Regions from separate parts of the Homo sapiens genome. Here regions 1 and 2 are each linked to region 3. A link is a loop called in an ENCODE intact Hi-C map of the cell type or tissue named here. Cell type or tissue: sigmoid colon. All regions are shown on one strand. Each heading gives the region's core, and the rest is flanking DNA. Links, peaks and the distances in the headings are about the cores only. Region 1 overlaps NFIA (nuclear factor I A). Region 2 overlaps PATJ (PATJ crumbs cell polarity complex component). Region 3 overlaps NFIA (nuclear factor I A).

Evidence for each region. A loop is a pair of places that touch in the nucleus more often than their neighbours do. Peaks named below come from ENCODE experiments on the same cell type or tissue, not always from the same donor. Only the 100,000 strongest peaks of a DNase experiment are listed, where the experiment ranks them.
Region 1: a loop joins it to region 3, with 2.6 times the contacts of the local background. A loop is called at or near these places in 7 of 110 quality-filtered maps.
Region 2: a loop joins it to region 3, with 3 times the contacts of the local background. A loop is called at or near these places in 31 of 110 quality-filtered maps.

The regions. Positions count from the first base shown.
Region 1 is chr1:61,394,901-61,402,077 of GRCh38, reverse strand. All of the region lies in intron 7 of NFIA (nuclear factor I A), which reads right to left. Among named protein-coding and RNA genes, the nearest start is that of NFIA-AS1, 140 kb to the right of the region's middle. In sigmoid colon, for the core only: no CTCF peak of the experiment used is centred there; a DNase peak (open chromatin) is centred at 3,906.
Region 2 is chr1:61,848,717-61,855,893 of GRCh38, reverse strand. All of the region lies in intron 17 of PATJ (PATJ crumbs cell polarity complex component), which reads right to left. It also overlaps the pseudogene RNU6-1177P. Among named protein-coding and RNA genes, the nearest start is that of MIR12132, 6.2 kb to the right of the region's middle. In sigmoid colon, for the core only: a CTCF peak has its summit at 3,550 (motif pointing right); no DNase peak of the experiment used is centred there.
Region 3 is chr1:61,449,727-61,456,903 of GRCh38, reverse strand. It overlaps NFIA (nuclear factor I A), which reads right to left. Exons shown (of 11, transcript NM_001134673.4): 11 at 1-1,601. The coding sequence ends at 1,584. Among named protein-coding and RNA genes, the nearest start is that of NFIA-AS1, 200 kb to the right of the region's middle. RefSeq lists an enhancer at 2,386-4,781. In sigmoid colon, for the core only: CTCF peaks have their summits at 3,104 and 3,307 (motif pointing right); DNase peaks (open chromatin) are centred at 3,343 and 6,313; H3K27ac peaks cover 1,788 bases.

The DNA of each region.
Region 1 (7,177 bases), core at 1,380-6,379, 55 kb after region 3:
CGACAGAGGGAGACTCCGTCTCAAAAAAAAAAAAAAAAAAAAAAGAAAAATGAGTAAAACTTAGGACTTCCTGCAATGAATGATAAATCTTGGGATCTATTGTTGTTGCTTGTTAAAACCCACAAGCTAAAAAGTTAAATGGCTCTGGTCATCTCTTACTCTGCAAATTATGCCATTGGCTTTCAAGAATCAAAGGAATTTTTTCATCCAACATGGTACAGTCCTCCTTGCTGGTGGCAAAAAACTTGTACTCGGTACCCTGCGTCTGATGGAATAGTCACTAGTTAAGGACAGAATGTGATATTTCCCAAACTAGGCTGAGAATATACTGAGCCTAACAAAACGAAACACTCAACTTTTGCAGAATGCCAAACACAAAGGTGCCAATTCTGCTGACAAGAGCCCCTGGTAGGCTGACCTTGAAGATAAAGTGCCGCTGCCTCAGGTGCTCAATGGAAAGTGATGGGTAATTGTTAGATTATGAAATCACGGTGGCCTACAGAAAATGCTGCCCAAAAAAGAAATTCACTTGAGCAAAGATCAAGCAGAGCTGATCTTTAAAGAAATGAGATAGAAGAAATAACTCAAAAGCACCCTGTCATCTCCTCATTAACTGTTATAAACATCCTTTCCCTCATTTTGTTGTTGTTAAATACGTAAAAGACAATCATTAGCAACTTAAATTTAGACCTTCGTTTTTTATTTTACTAAAAACAATTTATTCACCATTTCCTTGTGGAACAGAGTTTAACACAAACACAAGAACATATGGTACTATATGGAATTAATTCTACAATGACTGATTTATAAGAATCAATTAATTCTTAATTAATACCAGGAAATCATTTAGCCTGTAGTTTCAAATTGGGCAATTGCTGAGTCTGCATTTTAAAGGGTCATCCTTTGCAACCCTTACTTTCTCATGCTTTGGACTTTCTGGTTCAGTCATCAGTTCACTGTGCAACTGGAGAGAAATCATTCGAGATCCTGAACCTTCATTTCTTCAAACAGAAAATAGTTACGTTACTGACATCACAAAGCTCTAGTTATTATTAAATAGATGCTATTTCTCTAGATAACCTGCTATTCCTCTTCTACCAGACAATGAAACCCACTGAAACTCAGAATTAAGATGTCATCAATGCCTGCCTAACTTTGTTTCTCTTCTCTCCTATTTCTTGTTTTCTCTCTTCATCTTGGATGTTTTTACTGTACCTAAGTTTTTATTTGTCTCAAATCATTTTAGAAAGAGCCACTGGGGTTAAATCAATTAAAGAGTAAAATTCATCAACTATATTTTGAGGTGGCCAGATCAGGCTTTATAGAAAAAAACTACCATTATGAATTTGGCATGATGCTAATGGAATGCACGAAGAATGGTATGAGTCCAGATTTTTGACGAAGAAAAACATGTCTTATGGATGTGTGTGTGTGAGTAGTTGACACCATAAAAAATTATAGCACATTATGTAAATGCATATTTAGATCCTTTAAAATGTGCATTATTTACTTGAGAGTCAATAAAGGCTTTTCTCAAGTGGTTACAGTTTATTGCAGTGCATCCATCTGTATCCACATTGATGTTAATACAATTTTGTGTATTAAAAGACACTACAAAATTGGCTGCTTCCGGCATCTAATACTCTTAGTACCCTAGGCCAGGAGCAGCAGAGAGTGTCAGAAACACTTCACTCCTGATGGATCTCACTACTAGTTTAAACTTTAACGAGTGGCCAGACTTGTTTAAAACAACTGTTTGGGCTTTTCACAAAGAATATAAATAAGATGGGAAGGAAGGAAATTTGATCAGGTTTCTTTGGCTGCAATGGCACTGCCTACACATCCTGAACAAAGTAGCCACAACGAAAAGAAACAGAGAGCCACAATTTCCCAAAGGGTGTAATACTCAGCTATTTATTACAAAATGATCATATTACTGGATACTTTGAAAAACGAAAGCAGGTCAGTCAGGTTGGTTTACTTGTTCATTCCCTCCCCACCAGTCCAGCAGCCCACCAGTTCTTAAAAATCCTCTCTTGGTTTTAGTTTAAAGGAGAAAAAGTTAAAAATTCAAACAATTGAAAAAATACATATACATGTTTAACTCAAAAATGCTTCTTCCGTTAAAAGCAGAATTTATTAAGACTGAGAAAGGAGAAGGTCAGGATCATTATTGTATTATTGGATATGTTGCAAGACTTCTATAATACAACCAGTGATTCTTGGTCTGAGAGTCCACTATGGGGAGGAGGTCTTGTAGACACATAAGAGTGCTCTTAAGAGGAGTCAGAACTAGTTAGAAAATCTAAGCGTGGGCCATATGAAATAGGATGGTATCAGGGAGCTGTGTCCAGACAAGCTTGGAATCTTGCATTTTTCTGCTTTTATAAGTCTTAGGGAAGAAAAAGAGATAGAAGAAGAAAGTAATCTCTTAGTATTTCCAGTAGTTTTTCTCAAGCTCATCCTCCAAGAACTCTAATAACTCTCACACATTTTCCCTCAAACCAAAATTTTATGGGTTGAAATATGTTCTTCTGTATTATAACCCTGACATTGCCTTAATTGTTTTATTCCTTGTCCATGAACCGTTGCAGATTCTCACACACTGGACAGAGACTTGGATTCTTTTCACGTTAGCTTTTGCTTTCTGGCATCAGCCTTTAAATCCCAGTCTCTCTTCTATGGGAGGCTCCAAAGAAAAGCTGTCAAGAGAGCAACACAAACAATAAAATATAATCCTCCTTCAGGCACAGTGTGCTCTTAAGGCAGTGTTATATACAGGCTTCTTCCCTCACAAGAGCGAATAATCACTCCTGAGCCCTGGCATCTGCAAAACTTCACAGTCTTAGTGTTAATGAATACAAAGGCAGTGGCAACAGGTGAGATTCCAAACAGTTTTTCTCTGTTAGCGCCATTATAAGAAAAACCTTCTTATCTGTCTTCAGAAATAAGATGTTCTTTAGATGAAAGTTACCACTTCCATAGCGTAAGGGTGGCATTAAGAACTCTTGACTACTCATAATTAGAAGTAAAAATTTGTAATACGGCAAAGCTTCAAAAGGAAAAGAAAATCGAAGAAAAAAATCCCACTTAAAAAACAAAAGAAGCTTTCCATAAGGGTAAATAGAACATAAAAATGGCTTGGGTTGTCAACTACTATGTATCTTGCTTCTTCAGAAATTCAAAACCACACTATATAACACCATTATACCCCACCTAAAGCTGAGAAATCTATCTTAATGGTCCATAGCCCTAATTTATAAATCATGCATGAATCAGGCCTGCCATTGATGAAAGCTGAGAAGTTTGGAGTTAAGGGATTTATTTTAACAGAGATACAGGAAAGAAGAATTGGCAATGCTTTTCAAACCTTTAAGAGGTGATGCCTTTTCTAAATAACAAAGCTTTTGACTCGAGGTGAGCCAAGGTTTTTCAAAACATATGGTACATATCTTTTAACATCACGAAGATGCACGTGAAAGGACCCAGATATGTCAATTGAGAGAAATATATGACATGGCTTGACAGCTTGCAAAACACCAGTGTTTTTGTATTACTGCTACCAGACAAAGTAACTTTATGCCACGGTTAGTTTCCAAGATGGTTGATAGAGTCTATTCCATTTGAATTCAGGGGATTTTCTAAGAGATCAAATTCTAATGTCTTTTGGAAAAACAGAAAGAAAAAGAAAGACCCACACAAGAAAACAGAAGGCCAAAGTCTTTTAAAATTTTTATCTAGATCAATTTTAGCTACTTCAAGACCTTTGTTGCTCAAGGCCCTGACTAGACCAGGAGTTGGCAAACATTTTCTGTAAAGACCAGATACTAAATAGTTTAGACTTTGCAGGCTATATGGTCTCTGTTGCAACTGCTGAACTCCGCTGCTACAGTGCAGAAGCAGTCACAGACATTACATAAACAAATGAGCGCGGCTGTGTTCCAATAAAAGTTTATTTTCAAATACAGGCAAAGGGCTATTGGATCTGTGGGCCCAATAGTTTTCCAGTCCCTGGTGTAGACCCACAAAATTCTTGTTCACTCTCCAAGCACCTGCTGTGCTCTGTGAGTCAGACCCCTGACAGTCAATACCAATTCCACCTCAGCTTTCTGAAGCTTTCCAAAGCAATCTGGTCACCTTTGATATCTCATTAACTCTCCACGGTAGACTTTTGATTGTCTGTCTTCACCATTACTTAATATGCCTTGGTCTGTGCTGGCTGACCACATCCGTGTGTGTGCGTATATAATTCTAAGTTAAACATACGACTCAGAAAAGCAGTGCAGTATAATATAAGGACCAGGGCTTTGGAGTCAGATAGACATGAGTTTAAATTCTAAGCTCTATCACGAGCTATGCTTCAGGTTGCTGAGCTTCTCTACAACTCAGTTTTGGCATCTGTATAATGGGGCTAATAATACCTCATAGCGCTGTTGTGAAGACTAAATGAGACAATGTATATAAGGCACACGGCACAGTTTCTGATCACACAATTAAGTGATCAATAGCTTCTTTTGTAGTATGATAGTACTATCATAGACAAGAATGGGATAGGCAATGAATACATTGAAATTTGCTCCTGTGTGCTAGGACCTGTTCTGATTGTAGAATACATGAAAGAAAGGAGTGATGGAACAAGAGGTACTTGTTGCTCGCCTGTCTCTTGGACAAAAAAGTACATAAATATTGATAAAATAGTATATACTATCAGCATGGATATGACATGAGGGCCTTGAAAATAATTCCACAAACAACAAAATGAAAAGTAAAAGCAACAACAGCAGTAGCAACAATCTTGACCTAATAATCATAGATACCATAGATATCTAAGTAAAGATAAAAGTTCTTTAAAGACCTAGACAAATAGTCTTTGCTGACCAAACATACTGTGAATTCCTGCCTTTACTTAAATTTCAGACTGTGAGATTTAACCCAGAAGCTTAGAACTATGGGGCCATCTCCCTTTAGATGCTATTTTTCACTTAGACCTACAATCCTTGAGTGTCCATACTGACCTCCCTCTTCACCACGTAGGCCCCTGCCAACCGGGCATTATTATTATTATTTTTTTTTTTGGAGACAGAGTCTCACTCTGTCACCTAGGATGGAGTGCAGTGGCGCAATCTCGGCTCACTGCAACCTCCACCTTCTGGGTTCAAGCAATTCTCCTGCCTTAGCCTCCCGAGTAGCTGGGACTACAGGTGCCTACCATCACACTTGGCTAATTTTTGAATTTTTTTAGTAGAGATGGGGTTTCACCACGTTGCCCAGCGTGGTCTTGAACTCCTGAGCTCAGGCAATCTACCTGCCTCGGCCTCCCCAAGTGCTAGGATTACAGGCATGAGCCACTGTGCCTGGCCCCCAGGCACGTTTCTGACCACACCACAATCTGAGCATGGCCTCCCCACGGCCTCCCAAAACATGGAAACAGTGGAAATCTCTATCATTTCCCTTGAAAGTCCCATCGTGTTAGTTATTGGGAGTTTGCTTATCAGAAATCTAATACATATTGACTACTAGAAATACTTTTCGGCTGGGTGTGATGGCTCACACCTGTAACCCCAGCTACTCAGAAGGCTGAGGCAGGAGAATCACTCGAGCCCAGGAGTTTGAGACCACCCTGGGCAACACAGTGAGATTTCATCTCTACAAAAAATTTTAAAAATGTAGCCAGGTGTGGTGGCAGGTGCCTGTAATTCCAGCTACTTGGAGGCTGAGGTGGGAGGATTGCTTAATCCCAGGAGTTTGAGGCTGCAGTGAGCCATGATCACACCACTGCACTCTAGCCTGGGTGACAGAGCAAGACCCTATATCTAAAAAACCAACCAACAAACAAAAAAACAGTAACAAAAACAAATGCTTTTCAGAAGATCTAGGGCATTTTTTAGGAATATTTTCAGACTAGATAAAGAGACTTGGGTTTTAACTTAGTTTCTGCCACTACCTGGCATATTATAAATGTGGGTGGCTTCTCTCTCCCTAGGTCTCTCTTCTCACAGTAAGCAGCTTGGACTAAATACTCTCTGAAGCTCATCTAGTTTAAGCTCTAGTGGATGTATAGAATTCAGTCTCTGGGATTACATTTACAAATAGTACAACTGATCCATAAAAATAAAATTAAAATCTAAAAATTGAAATAAGGAAGGCTTTTAAAACAAATGATTTTAAAAATGTTTATGGGATATTAAGTTGTACAGTATATCTAGACTCAGTCTTTAAGATACTTTGGCTTTGGGGAGACTGTAATATTTAGAGTTTAAAAAAACCTGAGTGTGCTACTTTAAGCTCTGTGAAATACAGCCCCAGCCTTTGTCCTGACAGGGCCTCTTTGAATCAAAATTGACCATATTCTCACACTAATTGCCTAAGCTTCCATGATGGCTGATGTGAAATGTGTTCAAACGCCACGCAACAGCTGTGATTATTGGAAATATTTAGAGTGATGGTTTAATAGGCAAAGTTGACAAGAATCCAGTTACATGAAGGGAACTTGAACTTTTACGTAACATGTAAGCGATACTACTGTGAGACTAAATGAAGAATGAAAAACAAATCAAAACAATTACTTGAGAAGAAAACTAACCACCATAGATTGGATGATTCCAGAGATTAACAGAAAAAGGGAGGGAATCATCCAATGACCTGTTGGAAGTGAAATGGAATTACAAACTGCAGTCCTGTGAAAGAGGACTTCAAAAAACAAGATCCATGCAGATGCTTCTTGCGTAACGACCAAGTGCTGGATCTAGGCTGTTGCAAGTCTTTTCCTGCATTAAAAAAAAAAAAAAACACACACACACACAGAAAATAAGCAGACAGAAAAGCAAATCTCATAACAAACATAAAGCCATGGGTTATTTTGCAGCATTTCTCTCCACCAAATTGTCAGATTTATACTGAAATGGAAGCCTCTATTTCTGTGCAACATGATTACTAAAGCATAGGCTACTTTTCTCTCTCTCTCTCTCTCTGAGACAGGGTTTTGCTCTGTCGCCCAGGCTGGAGGGCAGTGATGCAATCTAGGTTCACTGCAACCTCTGCTTCCCAGGCTCAAGCGATCCTCCCACCTCAGCCTCCCAAGTGGCTGAGACTGCAAGCATGTGCCACCACGCTCGGCTAATTTTTATATTTTTAGTAGAGATGGGGTTTCATTGTCACCCAGGCTGGTTGCAAACTC
Region 2 (7,177 bases), core at 765-5,764, 400 kb before region 3:
AACAGGTAAAAATAAATTAAAATCTCACTCTAAGCCAAGTATGGTTGTACACCTCTGTATAATTCCAGCTTCTTGGGAGGCTGAGGTGGGAGGACTGCTTGAGCTCAAGAGTTTGAGATTAGCCTAGGCAATATAGCAAGACCTTGCTAGAAAAAGTTTTTGTAATTAAAAAAATTAAAAGGCCAGGTGCAGTGGCTCATGCCTGTAATCCCAGCACTTTGGGAGGCCAAGGCAGGAGGATTGCTTGAGCCCAGGATTCAAGACCAGCCTGGACAACATGACGAAATCCCATCTCCGCAAAATATACAAAAATTAGCCAGGTGTGGTAGTGTGTGTTTGTAGTCCGAACTACCAGGGAGGTGGAGCAGGGGGTGCTGAGGTGGAAGGATTGCTTCAGCCCAGGAAGTCAAGGCTGCAGTGAGCTGTGGTTCAGAGCTCACTGCAGAGCTGTGGTGACAGACCAAGACCCTGTCCCAAAAAATAAATAAATAAAACATCACGCAAATATCAGGTTGTATCAAGGTGAAAATATAATCTTAACAATTTCAGTGGCATGTCTGAGTGCCCAAAATATATAGATTTCCTGTTAAAATTTTTGGTGATTGATATTTGGCTGGACCATACGAGGTCTGGGAACAGCTGGGCAAGATTCTCTGACATTCTCAAGCACAGTCATATGATGGACCAAAGATAAGCCTGTCTGTTACTCCTCTAGAGCCGTAAGTAAGCTCCAAGAAAAGCATGAACGTAATCATAAATATAAAATGGGAAATGATACTCCGTTCTTATACCTTCACCAGTAGTACAGAATCCTCCTATAAAACCACACAAATCCAGAAAAGACATGGAAACCATGGACGATTCCACTGTATTTTAAAAAGTATATTTATAAATAATGTGACCTAAAATTATGATATAGTACCCTTAGGTCACAACTATTCCAATACACACTTAAATATGAATTTATGAACAAAAGCAACATACAGATCTTTCACCCGTTGGGAGAGCCCCATATTTCTTGATATTAAACACCGAGGACAACATTGACATTCAATACATCTGGTTAATGAAAACCAATTTATATCTCCACTACTGTTTTTTAATTTATTTAACCAACTGATATATAGCACTTACTATATGTTGGGCTTGACAATCACTAACTTATCTAATCCTTACATCTCCAGGATGTAGGCAAATTTATTGTCTGTGTTTTACAGATGACGAAACCGAGGCTCAGAAAGTTAAGGAAACTAGCCAATATCACCCAGCGTATATGTGGCATAGCCAGAATCCAACCAGGCAGCCTGGCTCTTAAGTCCTTACTCTTGACCACCTCACTCTGCAGCTTGCTCTGCATCATTAATGGTCAGAAGAAACGGGAAACAAAGAGTTGTAAATTGAGAAGAAAGAAATATTCATATGGCCATCTTATGATTGAGCAGAGTCTCTTAATTTGTCTTAATGGTGGAGGTGTATGGCACTATTACTGAACTTCTAACTTAGCAAGGGAGAGAAAAAATGACATCCCAATCACAGCAGCATTCACGTTGGTTTCTCTATGCTTCTCCCATTGTTTCATTATGCACATGCTGTTCCACAAGGCAACATATTGTAACCTGAGATTCTACTACTCTAGCCTCTCTTAAAACCTTCCAGAGAAAGTAGAGAAAAACTGCTAGGTTTTCTGTGGGAATTACAAAACTTTGGAATTAGCAAAGTAAGAACTTGCCAAGTTCCCGGCTATGTCTGTTTGAAGTGGCTGATGATTCTTTTGAAGTTTTCTGATCCAGTTTTCTATGCCTCTGTGTTTCAAACATCAGGGTTCATTTTCAAAGTACTGCATGGAATTTTAACCAAATATACCATATTTAAATCAACAAAGGCTACACAGCTAATTCCTTGAAGAATGCCTTCAAATGTAACTTATCTTGCTTTTTGCAACTAACCCTGCCTTTCTACCCCCGAGTCAAGAGACTCTTCAAAATTTTCTTACAGGCTCTGATGTAATATAACACCACATATTTATGAAGAGGATTAAAAGTAAAAAAGAGCCCAGGGAACTCACTAATAAAGTAGTGTTAAACTATAATTACACCAGTATTTTCAAGTAGAGGGAGCTATTGCATAGGAAGAGAACAGAAGAGAACCAAAAAGTACAGTGGCATATCAGCAGGCAATCGACGTGGTAATATAAAAGAGCTGTCTATTTTGTCACTGGCAACCATGAATCACAACACACTTTTCATCCTGAAATATGAAACCATTACATTTTAAGTTTGACACACTAATAAATAAGCTGTACAATTATTTCCTTCATTTAGGATGTCAGTTTTTGATGAAAGGCTTTTTTATTGGGGGGAGAAGGGAGACTACATAATAGCTTATTCCTCTCATGAACTGCCCAGCAGCTAACATTACTTCATATTAATAATTTCTACACTTCCTTAGAGAAAACTGCAACAGCAAAATATACCAAAAGCAAATAAATGGTTGCACCAAGTTGTTTGTGAACAATCTCTGCAGTTTCAGATAACACCAAAATTTAAAAATATTATTTTTAACCCAAATAGGTGAGGAGGTTTTCAAAATGCAACCCACTGAATTGATAATTTAGGAACATTCTAAAGGACGATTCACCAGAAGGAAATGGAAATAGACTTCTACCCTTGAAAGGTGAATATATTTTCCTTATTGCCAGAAAAGTCATTGTGAGCACTAATTTACACAAAGTGAGGCCTTCTTTAGACCTCAAACTAGTGACAGGAATGCTTTCTTACTAAAATGTATTCAGGTTTAGACCACTAGTTATGCTAAACACTAAATCCAATCTACCACCCCTTTTCCTGGACGACAGAACCCAAAGGCAGCTTCTTTGTCATTTGGGGGGCAGGGAGGGGACAAACTAGCTACCTCTGAAGATGCCCCATTATGTATAATCACTGCTTCATTTTTTATGATGACTTTTCTGCCTGTGATTTCCCACGTAGCTGAATGAAATCGCTTTAATGAGTAACAGTCATTTCCTTTCATTTCCTTTACATCACATGCAGCAGCCACCCTATGGAAAAACAGCAGCTGCTACTGCCTACTGAGGTGGCTGCTATTCTTGAGGCTTTGCTGCATAAAAATGCTCAAACACCAGCCTGACTCAGGCTGCTTCTCATCAGAAAGGTCCATTTTCTGAAAATACAATCTATGATATTATGTGCATGTTATAGCAAACAAATGTTATAGAGACACTTCTCAAAACCCTTACCCAACCCCCAGGCCCCCAGGCATATTTACATAGATAAATATATGAAGCGCTTCACAAATGTGCATGTTATTCTTGCACAAGGGTCGTGCTGATCTCTGTATCATTCCAATTTTAGTACATGTGCTGCCAATGTGCACACCCCTGATGGCACCTTGCTGAAATTATTTTAACTGTCTTCCTACTAAAAACAAAATCCCCATCAGTTTTTATCACCTTTCATCATAATTGTAAAATCTCTAATATTTCTTCTTTTGGTAAATAACACTGCAAGGAACATTGTGTTTAAGAATCAAGATGCCGCTTTAGACTAAATAGCCAATAGAGGGCACCAGAGACCAATCATAGAACATGAGAAACATGTACTATGGGAGCCATTCTCTTCTGAAGGAATTTTTTTCCTCTTTATTCAAAAGGCTTATATTATTATACACACTGTAACAGTGTACCATATGTTTGGTTCAGCCCATTTATTTCTGAAAGTTGTACCCTACACCTCTTTTTTTTTTTTTTTTTTTTTTAAGACAGAATCCCTCTCTGTCACCCAGGCTGGATTCTCATGCCTCAGCCACCTGAGTAGCTGATGTTACAGGTGTGTGCCGTCACTCCCAGCTAATTTTTCTATTTTTAGTAGAGATGGGGTTTTGCCATATTGGCTAGGCTGGTCTCGAACTCCTGGCCTCAAGTGATCCTCCCGCCTTGGCCTCCCTATATCCTCTGAGTGGCATCAGCATATACTCAAGCATTCCCTTCTCCCCCTCACCCCTCCATTGAGTTGCTCACTAAGGCATGTCAGTTCTTTTTATCTCAGCCTTTTATCTCTTCTGATTCTTCCTTTCCATTTCCACTGCCACAGCCTTGGTTCAGCTTCTCGTTACTTCTGAGCAGCTGCTACAGTTTCCTGATAAGTCTACCTGTCTCTAATCTTGCCCCCATGAGTCAATTTTCTAGAGAGATAATAGAACCATCTTTAAAAATAAAAAGGTGATCATAATTCCTCCTCTGCTTACAGTACTTCAGGGATACCTACTGCCTTCAAGATAAAGTCCTAACTCCTTTATTCTTCGTGGAAGGAAAATCCTTCAGAACTGCAGTTCTGTCTCGTCTCTCACTTTCCCCATACATATCACTGCCTGCTCCCGTTTGCCCAACACTTTATCCCAGGTATTGTGAAAGGCCTTGTCATGCTGCGTGGCTTAATGCAAACCATCCCCTCAGCCACGAACGCCCTCCCTGACCCACTGCCACTTGTCTAGAGTTTGCCCCAGAGTCAGCTCAAGTGTCTCCTCCAATGAGAAGCATTCCCTTACTCCCTGAAGACCCAAGCACTTCCTACTCTGTGATATCCCTAAACCAAAAAAGACCTTCAATTACAGCATTTATCATAATATATTTCCTTTACTATTTGACCTTCTAGAATTAGTTTGGTCTTCCTGTTAGATGTATCCACAGCTTGTTGCATTTTCTTCATTAAAATACTTTTTACATTTTACTGAAATTATTGTAAATTATTTCCTTTAAATTACTTCCTACTAAAAGTAAGCTTTATGAGACCAAGAATGTGTTTGCTTAGTTTTTGCTTGATTTTCAGGGCCTACTACAATGCTTGTCATGGAGAAGGCACTGAAGAGTAGTTAAAATGTTGAATGACTATCTATTTAGTTTGCGTCTTCCCACTGGACGGCAAGTACACCAAAAGCAAAAGCCACATCCCATCATATAGGAATAACAACAACAGCTGGTAACACTTACTAAGCTCTTGCCATACCAGGCACTGTTCTCAGAATCTTATTTATTTGAACCCATTTAATTCTCACACCATCATGAGGTAGGTATGTACCAACATTATCCCCACTTTCCTGGTGAGGAAATTGAGAAAAATTAAATAACTTAACCAAAGCACATGGCTGGTAAATGGCAGAGCCAGAAATTAAGCCAGCCAGTCAATTCCCAGAGTTTGTGCTTTTAGCCACACTAAGCAATGCTGCTTCTCTAACTTAAGTATTTGCTAAATGAATGAAATGTTGAAAGAAGACAAATATGTTAGAAGATATTTTTATCATCTTACCAAAGTGTATAAAACTGAATCCCCTAAATATTGCACTTGGCCACCAGAGGTTCATGTTTCAGTACCTAGCAGATGAAAAGTTAGAGGGTACAGAATGTGCAGCATGCCTGCATGTACAGGTAAAACATGCATTTGTTTGCCAAATTTCAATGTACAGTTACTTTCTCAAGAATCCATTCATTTGGTGGGCGTAAGAAGACTGTTACATGAACAGATTCAAACATGTGATAATCATTATGCCCAAATGGATGGGATTCAAAGTTTCTGATGTGTCTATAAAATGTATTATATGAATATTTGTGTACATTCCCAAAGATCAAAGAGACCAGATTTCACATAAGCTAAGGGAGAGTGCAAGAGCATCACCTAGAGCGGAGAGGTGGTTCAGCGGAAACAGGCTCTGTCACAGACAGAGACATCAACTCGAAGATGTGGAGAGCTCTAGCTGTGAAATTGCTCTAAAACCTAGATGACAAATCCAAGCTACCATGGCAAACTCAGTGAAAAGACACGAAGTAGAGAATGTGACATAAAGAGGAGACAGAAGGAATCAACAAGAAAAGTGTCATAGGTAATAAACTGGCAAATGCATCAATAAGAGGCATTTAGGAAATAAGAACAGGAGATATATACCAAGAATTGTTCTAATATTTAACATTTATATGCTTAGCAGTATTACCCCAATAAAGAAACACAAGGTGTAACAAAGACTTAACTACATTCAAAATGAAGAATATCTTTTGGGTTTGTTTGTTTTTAAAAAATTTATTCTGTATGTAACACTCAAACTTTTAAAGACATCAAATAACAGGATAGGAATTTAAAGACCACACAGCAGGATGGCAAAGAGATGGATCATAGTTTATTTCCTTTGATAATTTTGACTCTTACTGTCAACTGAGTGTATTACATATAAAGTTGGTCAACTAAACTCATGAGAGGAAATATGGTTAACTCATAGAGTCTCTTTTTTCTTTTTTGAGACAGGGTCTCACTCTGTCGCCCAGGCTTGAGTGCAGTGGCACAATCACGGCTCACTGCAGTCTCGACCTCCTGGGCTTAAGTGCTCCTCCCACCTCAGCCTCCTGAGTAGCTGGGACCACAAGTGTACACCACATTCAGCTAAATCGTTTTTAATTTTTGTAGAGATGTGGTCTCCCTGTGTTGCTCAGCAGATCTCAAACTTCTGGGCTAAGGGATCCTCCCACCTCAGCCTCCCAAAGTACTGGGATTACAGGCATGAGCCACTATGCCTGACCTAATTTATATAGTCTTAATGGTATGTTATTAAAGTTCTAGGCTGTGTTGTATAGTTCACCACACCAAAATACCTGCTCTACAGCTGTATTACAGAGGTCCTTCACAAGGATGAAATGATTCCAAGGAAGGACTAGCAAAACAACTTCAATCAACTCTGAAATAGAAAGTACTCTACAAGTGAAAAGAAACAATCTACCAACCAACAAGTTCAATGCTGTACCACATGTCACTACAGAACTAGGCTTTCAGCTTCATTCCACAGATATGTATTTTTATTTCAGTAAGAGAAAGTATGTTTCAAAGATAATTTTAAAGGGACTACACACAAATTTCTGGACAACATGAATAGTTAGCTCTGTAATATTGGATAAGAGAATTATTCCAACTTAATAATGGTCAACTGAGGAAACTATGAAACAGCAGGTAGCCAGATATTGGCTTCTTGAAAAGTATACTCTTAAATGTGGCCATTATTATTTGAACTAAGGAGTATTAAGTTAAAATCTAAATTAATTAACAGCTAAATTAATCTTCAAAGCAACATCTCAAGGAAGTTGCTAAAATAGAGAATGCAGAAAGAAACCATTAAGTTTAAA
Region 3 (7,177 bases), core at 1,351-6,350:
CAAAGGGGTGCTTCGCTGTCTGGTAGAAAAATCACTTGCACTTTTTTTTGTTTTTGTTTCTGTGGTTTTTTGTGTTTTTTTTTTGTTTTTGTTTTTTGTTTTTTTTTTCATAAGATACAGGACGTTTGGGGGTGCAAACTTTTTTTTTTTTCCCTAACAAGTACCCTTGATCTGAATGGGCACCAGCATTTGTGTCAGTATTGGTTTCATCATTATTATTATTATTATTATTACTATTATTATTTCCCATAGCCCAGTTCAGGGATGCAAAGGTCTTTAAAACTTCTGGACAATCTCTGGTACAATGAGGTGTCTGATAACTGATAAATCCTATGATGCCAGATAGGTGTAAAATTTTTTAGAATTGGCGTAATCCATTATAGTGACTTCTAGCTTATAAAATTAACAGATACCATGATTTCATTTTAGTCATGTGCTTTGATAACAGAAAATAATTAATTAGCATTTAATGTAGTTAACATATTGTGGTAAAAGCACCATTAGATTTGTTTTTTTGTTTTTTTTTTTTAATTTCCTTCAGTTTTTAAAGGGATACAAGTTTAACAATAAAAAACATAAAAAGCAAAAATAGCTCCCCTTTTTCTTGCAAGGCTGTTTTTTACCCCAATAATTTAGAGTCCTGGGGTGAAAGGACTAGAAAAACAAAAATAGAATTTTCAACAATCTCTATCTTACAAAGATATTTAGCTATCCAATGAAATTGCACTTTACTCAATTCAAAATTCGATTGTTTTGATTGATTCCTGTCAGTTTCTGTCAAAACAGACCATCTTCCCCATTTCCATGTGAATTTTTGTGTCATTGTTGAAATTGTTGAAAAAATGTTGTTGTTGTTTTTTTAAATGTAAGTGCAGCATTTCAAAACTTTTAAAAAACTGAACAGTAGTAGTAGTAGTTTGCCATTTTCGGAATTGTTCTGCAATGTGAGTGGATTCATTGTCCTTGCGGGCCATGTTATATACTTAACTGCTGACTGCTGAACCAAAACAAACTAAAGGAACAAATAAAAAAGGAATATAACTGCATTTTCTTTTTCCAATATGTTACAGAAAAACATTGCCCTTTGACTGTCCCGTTATATATTGCAGATCTCAGCTACTACAAAAGATTTAGTTCTCCATGTGCCTCCTCAATGCTCAAGGAGGATCACACCTGTGTGGGTAAATTCATGAAATACTGTGAAACAGCCAGGCTCCGTAAGGAAAGTGTGTTACAACAGGAAGTCAGTGAGCAAGGGTAGTCCTCCGCTAGCCACGTCACCTAATGCTCACGCTACCATGGAAACACTTCAAATGTTACAAAGCCCAACCATTTCCAGCACCATATGAGAAATTACAACAGTCCCTAAAGTATTTTAAAAAAAAAAAAATCCCAAAAGGTTATGGCCTTTGCTGTTTGACCATAATGCTTGCTGTTTCCATGTACAAGTTGATTTGAATCGGTTTTTCTCCCCTTCCGCTGATAGTGAAGTTGTAACTGCGCTGGGTTGAGGTTGCGTCCATGTTACAGAGTTGAGAAGGGGTCAGGTGGTCTGTCTGGTGGATGGTGGGACGCTGCAACTTTTATCCCAGGTACCAGGACTGGAAGACAAAAGGAAAAATACAATTAAAATCACAATTTGTAAAAACGTGTGTTTTAGAAGTTGCCTTTTCAACCACGAAATCAGGATCTACGTTAGGGATGCGGGAGGGATTCGCTGGGAAAAGTAAAGGCACGACAGACAATAAAAAATCCTGTGACACTGAAACTGATCTTATTCTTCTGAAATTATAATTCATTGTCTTCATTGGGGTTTTCCAACATTCTGAGTATATCTTACAGAATGAGGTATTTCTGTTCACTTGAAATACAAATAAGGGTTTTGTTAACTGATGGGGGCAGTTATAGGAGGGCAGGAAACTTGACCATCTTGTTTATCATTCAATCCTCAGTGCCTAGCCCAGTGCCTGGAATACAGAACGTTCTTAATGAAGAAGAGTTGAATGAATGGAGAATGGGTAAAGGGAGGGGTTTCATGTGGCAATGAATGGCTACTCTGATGATTTTCAACATCTCCTTTCAAATGAGGTGCAGGCACTGAAGCCATGATTGTGACACTCTCCTAACAGGCCCAGATGGTCAATAGCGACACAAGAATAAGTGGAGGTAAGGTGGAAAAAGTGCTGGACCCAGTCTTCCTGGGTGATTTTGAGCAAGTCACAGTATTTTTCCTTCCTTACATATGTAGGATTTTATGAGGGAAGATGCTCCTTTCAGCCCAATATATCTAAAATGGTATTTTCAAACATGAAACATAATAACTAAGTAGGATCAAGATTTTACTCTATTAAGTACCACATTGTCCAAAGGAAAAATGAGGCCACTGCGTACCCTTCATTCATGCTTGCGTCCATGCAGCATTTATTTAGAGCCTTCTGTGTGCCTGCCAGGCCCAGTTACTGGTTACCTTTTCCTTTCGTAAATCCTTAGGTGGTTAGCTTTGAGCAATTGTCTGGTCATATATCACTTTATCTGCTGGCATTTCTTTTTCTGTTAGCTAGACAGAATGAGCAATTATGGACTAACATCAGAGTTAGTTTCTCCAGTGAAATAAAAAAGTATGTGGCTTTTGCCGACTTTTCTCTAGAGATACCTTGACAAATTCACTACATTTATCATTATTTACAGAAAAATTACCAAGGCCTAACAAAAACCAATGCTTCTGAATTCTTTAAGTTGACGGTATCAGAAAGGGTTCTAATTGGGTTGCTTCAGGCAGGTGAAGGATCATCCCTGTGGAAGAGATTCCATTAGGTAATGTAAGGACTCATTTGGTCCCCAGGGATGAATGGCTAAGTGATAGCTACATGGAGTTTGGTATAAGATTTCCTAGTCACACAAGCCACCTTTGATTTCCAGAGGAGTTTAAAAAACTTAAGCCCAGACCGAAAAACTACGCATCCTGTAGACTTTCAGATGTTATTCTTTGACCACATGCTTTGAGGAACACAATAAAGCCTCTTGTGTCCTGAAAGGAAATCAGCCTGGCAAATACACATGGCCTAAATCTAGCTGGACAAAAGAAAGAAGAGGGGGAGAGAAAGGAGAGAGAAAGCAAACCCCAAACTGTGTTTCTAGTAGGCCTCTACCTAACAGCTGACTCTCATCCACGTTAGAGCCGCTTCCTCCCTTCTACAAAACAGGTTCAAACTTTGGGTGCGGGGAATAATGCTTACTATTTCTGTTTTCACACTTTCTAAGTCGGTTGTGAAATTCCAGACTTCTTCAATCTGACACTAAGGTAGTTCTTGAAGCAAAGGCCTGGCACCCAGTGAGTCAGCAGGGGGAGCAGTTCTCCACACCACAGTTTCTGGACGAGACCTCAGGGCACTACAAAAATCTGCAGTGCCTCTGCACTTCTCTTAAAAAGCAAAGCAAAAAAAAAAAAAAAAAAAAAAAAGTTTCTTCACACATCTTACTATTCAGTATGTGCCTTGCCGACAAGGTTACCCCAGAGCAGCTCTGTAATCCTTCACTGAAATAGGCTTTATTGATTGCTCTGGTCTATTGTTCTCTTTTCAAGTCCCCCAAGTTCAAGTTCATCCTGGTGTTACATCATGTCTGGTTGCTAAGAGCAACCAGACAGACCCAGACGTGACTATCATTAGCAAGAAACCCTCTGCTCTCCTCCCACCAACCTTCCAGTGGTTCTGACGTAGCAGGCCCACTGCAAACACATTGAAGTATTTATTCTGCCTAATTTATGACCTACACAGCAAGCAAGACCCCCACTCCAAAAACCAACATTGTTGTATATTTAATTAATCTGTCTTTCTCTGGCACTTGGGAAAGTTAGACAAAGGACTAATTATTGTGTTTCACTCTGCACACTTTTCTTTTGGGGGGTGGATATTTGCATGGGAAAGAAAACTACAAGGCCCAGCATCAGCCCCCCACCTCTTTTTCTTTTTGCCCTATTGACATTTCATGAAATACTTTAGCTGCTTAAGGGAATTAGAAAAAAAAAATGCGATGTGAATGTTACTCCTTCTGAGTTGGTATTCAGTAACACAAATCAACTCATGACATGTTTAAATTTAAATGCTAACCACACACTCTCAGAGTTACTTTAAAGGTTAGTTTTTAATCAATAGAAGTTGCTGACTCCAGGTTTTTGGGCTGCACGCTGCAACTCTTGGGCTTTTGTCTAACGTTAAAGCTTTCAAACTTTTTTTTCCTTGAGATGATTTTAGCAATGATTTGCAGACACAGAAGGCTATTGTGCTCTGACCAGCAACATGTCAACAGAGGGGCTGAGCTGCCCTGTGGTGGGGTGTCAATATGACTCCTGAAGGCAGAGGTTGGGGGTCTTTAATAACCCGTGAAAAAACCTTAATTAACCCTTTCAGGCCCAAACCAAAACCTATTCTTAAACTTGTTCACTCCTATAATTTGACCATTAGTACTTATTTCAACATCACACTAATCTTCATGACAATTAACCCAGCTACTTGACCAAGGTTTTCCAGAACAGGAAGTTGGTTAGGGGAACCACACAGGGAATTTTTCTTTTTTGAAGTCTCTGATTAAATCATTTATTTGCAGAGATGGCAGATAGTTCTAATAATAATAATAATAATAATAATAATTCATACATCTCCCTGAATTTTCTCCTAATCAGTTTGTAAAGACACTCATAATCCCATTGGGATGAGTGTGACAGTCACACATGTGTAAGCCAGTCAATTCCTAGAAACTTCCATGAGCTGCTAGTAACACCAGATGGACAATATAATGTTTGTAAAAGCCTACTTTTCTCTTGTGATATTTTCTTATAATTTCTATTATGCAAGCAGTACAAGTTTTAGAACATTAATTGAAGAATGATTCTGCATATTTTCTTCTTGGGTCATATAGGAAAAACATAAAAGAAATCTGAGCTTATTCGATCGTTGGGGTTGAGCAGCAAATCACTGGGAAAATGGTAACACATTAAACAAAAACTATCCTCAGACATTTAGTGACATAAGCTTAGGTTTCATATGCTTTCTGCCTTCGTACTTTATAGCCCCTTAATCTACCCTACTGTATCCAAATGGACTACAAAGGAATCTCCCTCCCTATGTGCAGTGAGTGGCATTATTACAATGCAATATAGGATGATGTTATCTTGATACATTTACATTAAGTAAACACAGAGCTTTGATCTATTTTTTCCTCAGAAACTTTCAGCTATAGTTGTTGTGGAGGTCCACAAATCCACACTCCCACCAAGGCTCCAGTTACGTAAAATTAGTCGGTAACATTCACAATGTCTAGAGTTTGGGATGTGCTGAGCGGGAGTGGGGAGGGAAGTGGGGTGACTGTCCTCTTTCAATGTTCAAGGTGAAACATCAAAAGAAATCTGCAGTCCAGGACAAGAGCTCAGCTTTCCTTTTCTCCAGTCAAATGAAGAAGTAATCTCATCAGGTTGGAAAAGTGCTGACTAAGGATTTAATAAAGTGCCTGCAGATGTGGCGTCTCTAAGGTATTCAACTCATGTAATGCAAAACAGCTCCACACTGAATGTGCTTATAAAATTTCATTTAACCATTGCAGCACGACTTTTTCCCCTCACAGTTCTCTAAGGAGTTTTATCACACTTGCCGCCCGTTAATTTACAGCTCCATGAAAGTTCGAATCCCATTCCGCTGGGATTCTGGAATACTCACAGTAGTCAGGTTTTATGAACCATAAACAATATCTATCCGACTGCATCCTAAACAGGAAGCCTGAAATGGCAGAAGGTACCTCTGACGGTGCCAATCTCTTCCATTTCGTACGCCTCACAGAGAGCAATCAGAACACAGGGGCCGTCTTCCAAAATGTGGTCATGGGGCTGCTGAAGACACAGCTGATGCGGGCCATGGCCTCAACCCCTGCGTTAGCAACAAATGCTCTAATGTGTGCAACAACTTTTTAAAAGGCTTTTTACATCCTCTTTTTACTAAGAGGGCAGGATGCACATTCTAGAGGAAAAAGAAAAATGTCTGAGAAACATTTTTTGTATTTTGTATTTTACTTTAACCCCTAAAAGGAGCAGAGAGTGCTGGGGTGGCAGGGGCAGAGGGCAGAGTGGACTGTGATGCAGCAGAATCTGTTTTTCAGATTAAAAACTTAAACAAAAGGCCTCAACAAGGGCAAAGTTTAACACTGCGGAAGGAGGTTGTTAATGTGGAATCCAGAACTGGGTGTGACACTTGGCTTTCTTCTGCAGGCAAGGTGGGTTATTTGAGGACATTCACACACATAAAACGGAAATGTGCAAACACAGGCTGGCCTCCCCGCACCCTGCAGGCCCAGCTCCTCATCAGCCCCCAAAGAGGACTCAGCCAACCAATAAGCCAAGACTCCAGGAGCTGCTGTCGCTGTTGTGCATTCTCTCTTGGGGAGGTGTTAGCTTTGCACTACTACTTCACACTACTCCAGTGGGTCATTTTTGGCTTCCCGCACTTCTGTGGATGGACTAAAGCCTACTGTTTAGCCCAAATGAGTTGTCCTTGGCAAATCAGCCAAAAGCCCAGTAGTCTCTTCTGCCCATCTCAATATGATAGAAATGGATGAGGTCTCTCAGTGGACTCTGAGTTTCTCACATTCGCATAAACCATTTGGGAGCATTTATTCACTCATCCAACAAGCACTAAGGGCCTTCTATGTGCTAGGTGCTATGTATGCTGGCTCTGGGGATATAATGAGTAAAATATAGTCCCTGCCCTGTAGGACTTTCTTGTCTATCAGGAAGCAGTGGCTAGATTCTAGACCCTTCATGATACCAGATAGCCTGCTTTTCTCCCAATAGGATTTTATAAACTTCTGGCAATGAACGATGCCCAGTATCCAGTGTCCAAAGGACTCAGGATTGGTGTCACTTTTTCCACTGACCAGCAGTGTGACTTCAAGCAAGCCAGTCCCTGTCCTGGGACCCTCAGAGTCTTGTGAGGACCAGTCTGTATTCATGAGAGGCAGCAGTGATTTACACTGGTTTCTTCTGAAAAGGGTGTCATGCTGTACACAGGTGTTAGTTACTGGTACTGCCAGCCTTGGGCTTTGATCTCTGTAATCATTTTTCTTGCCTGATTTTATTTTCTTAATTAAAGAAAGTCTGTTTTCAGTAACTCCGAACCAAGACTTGTTTATT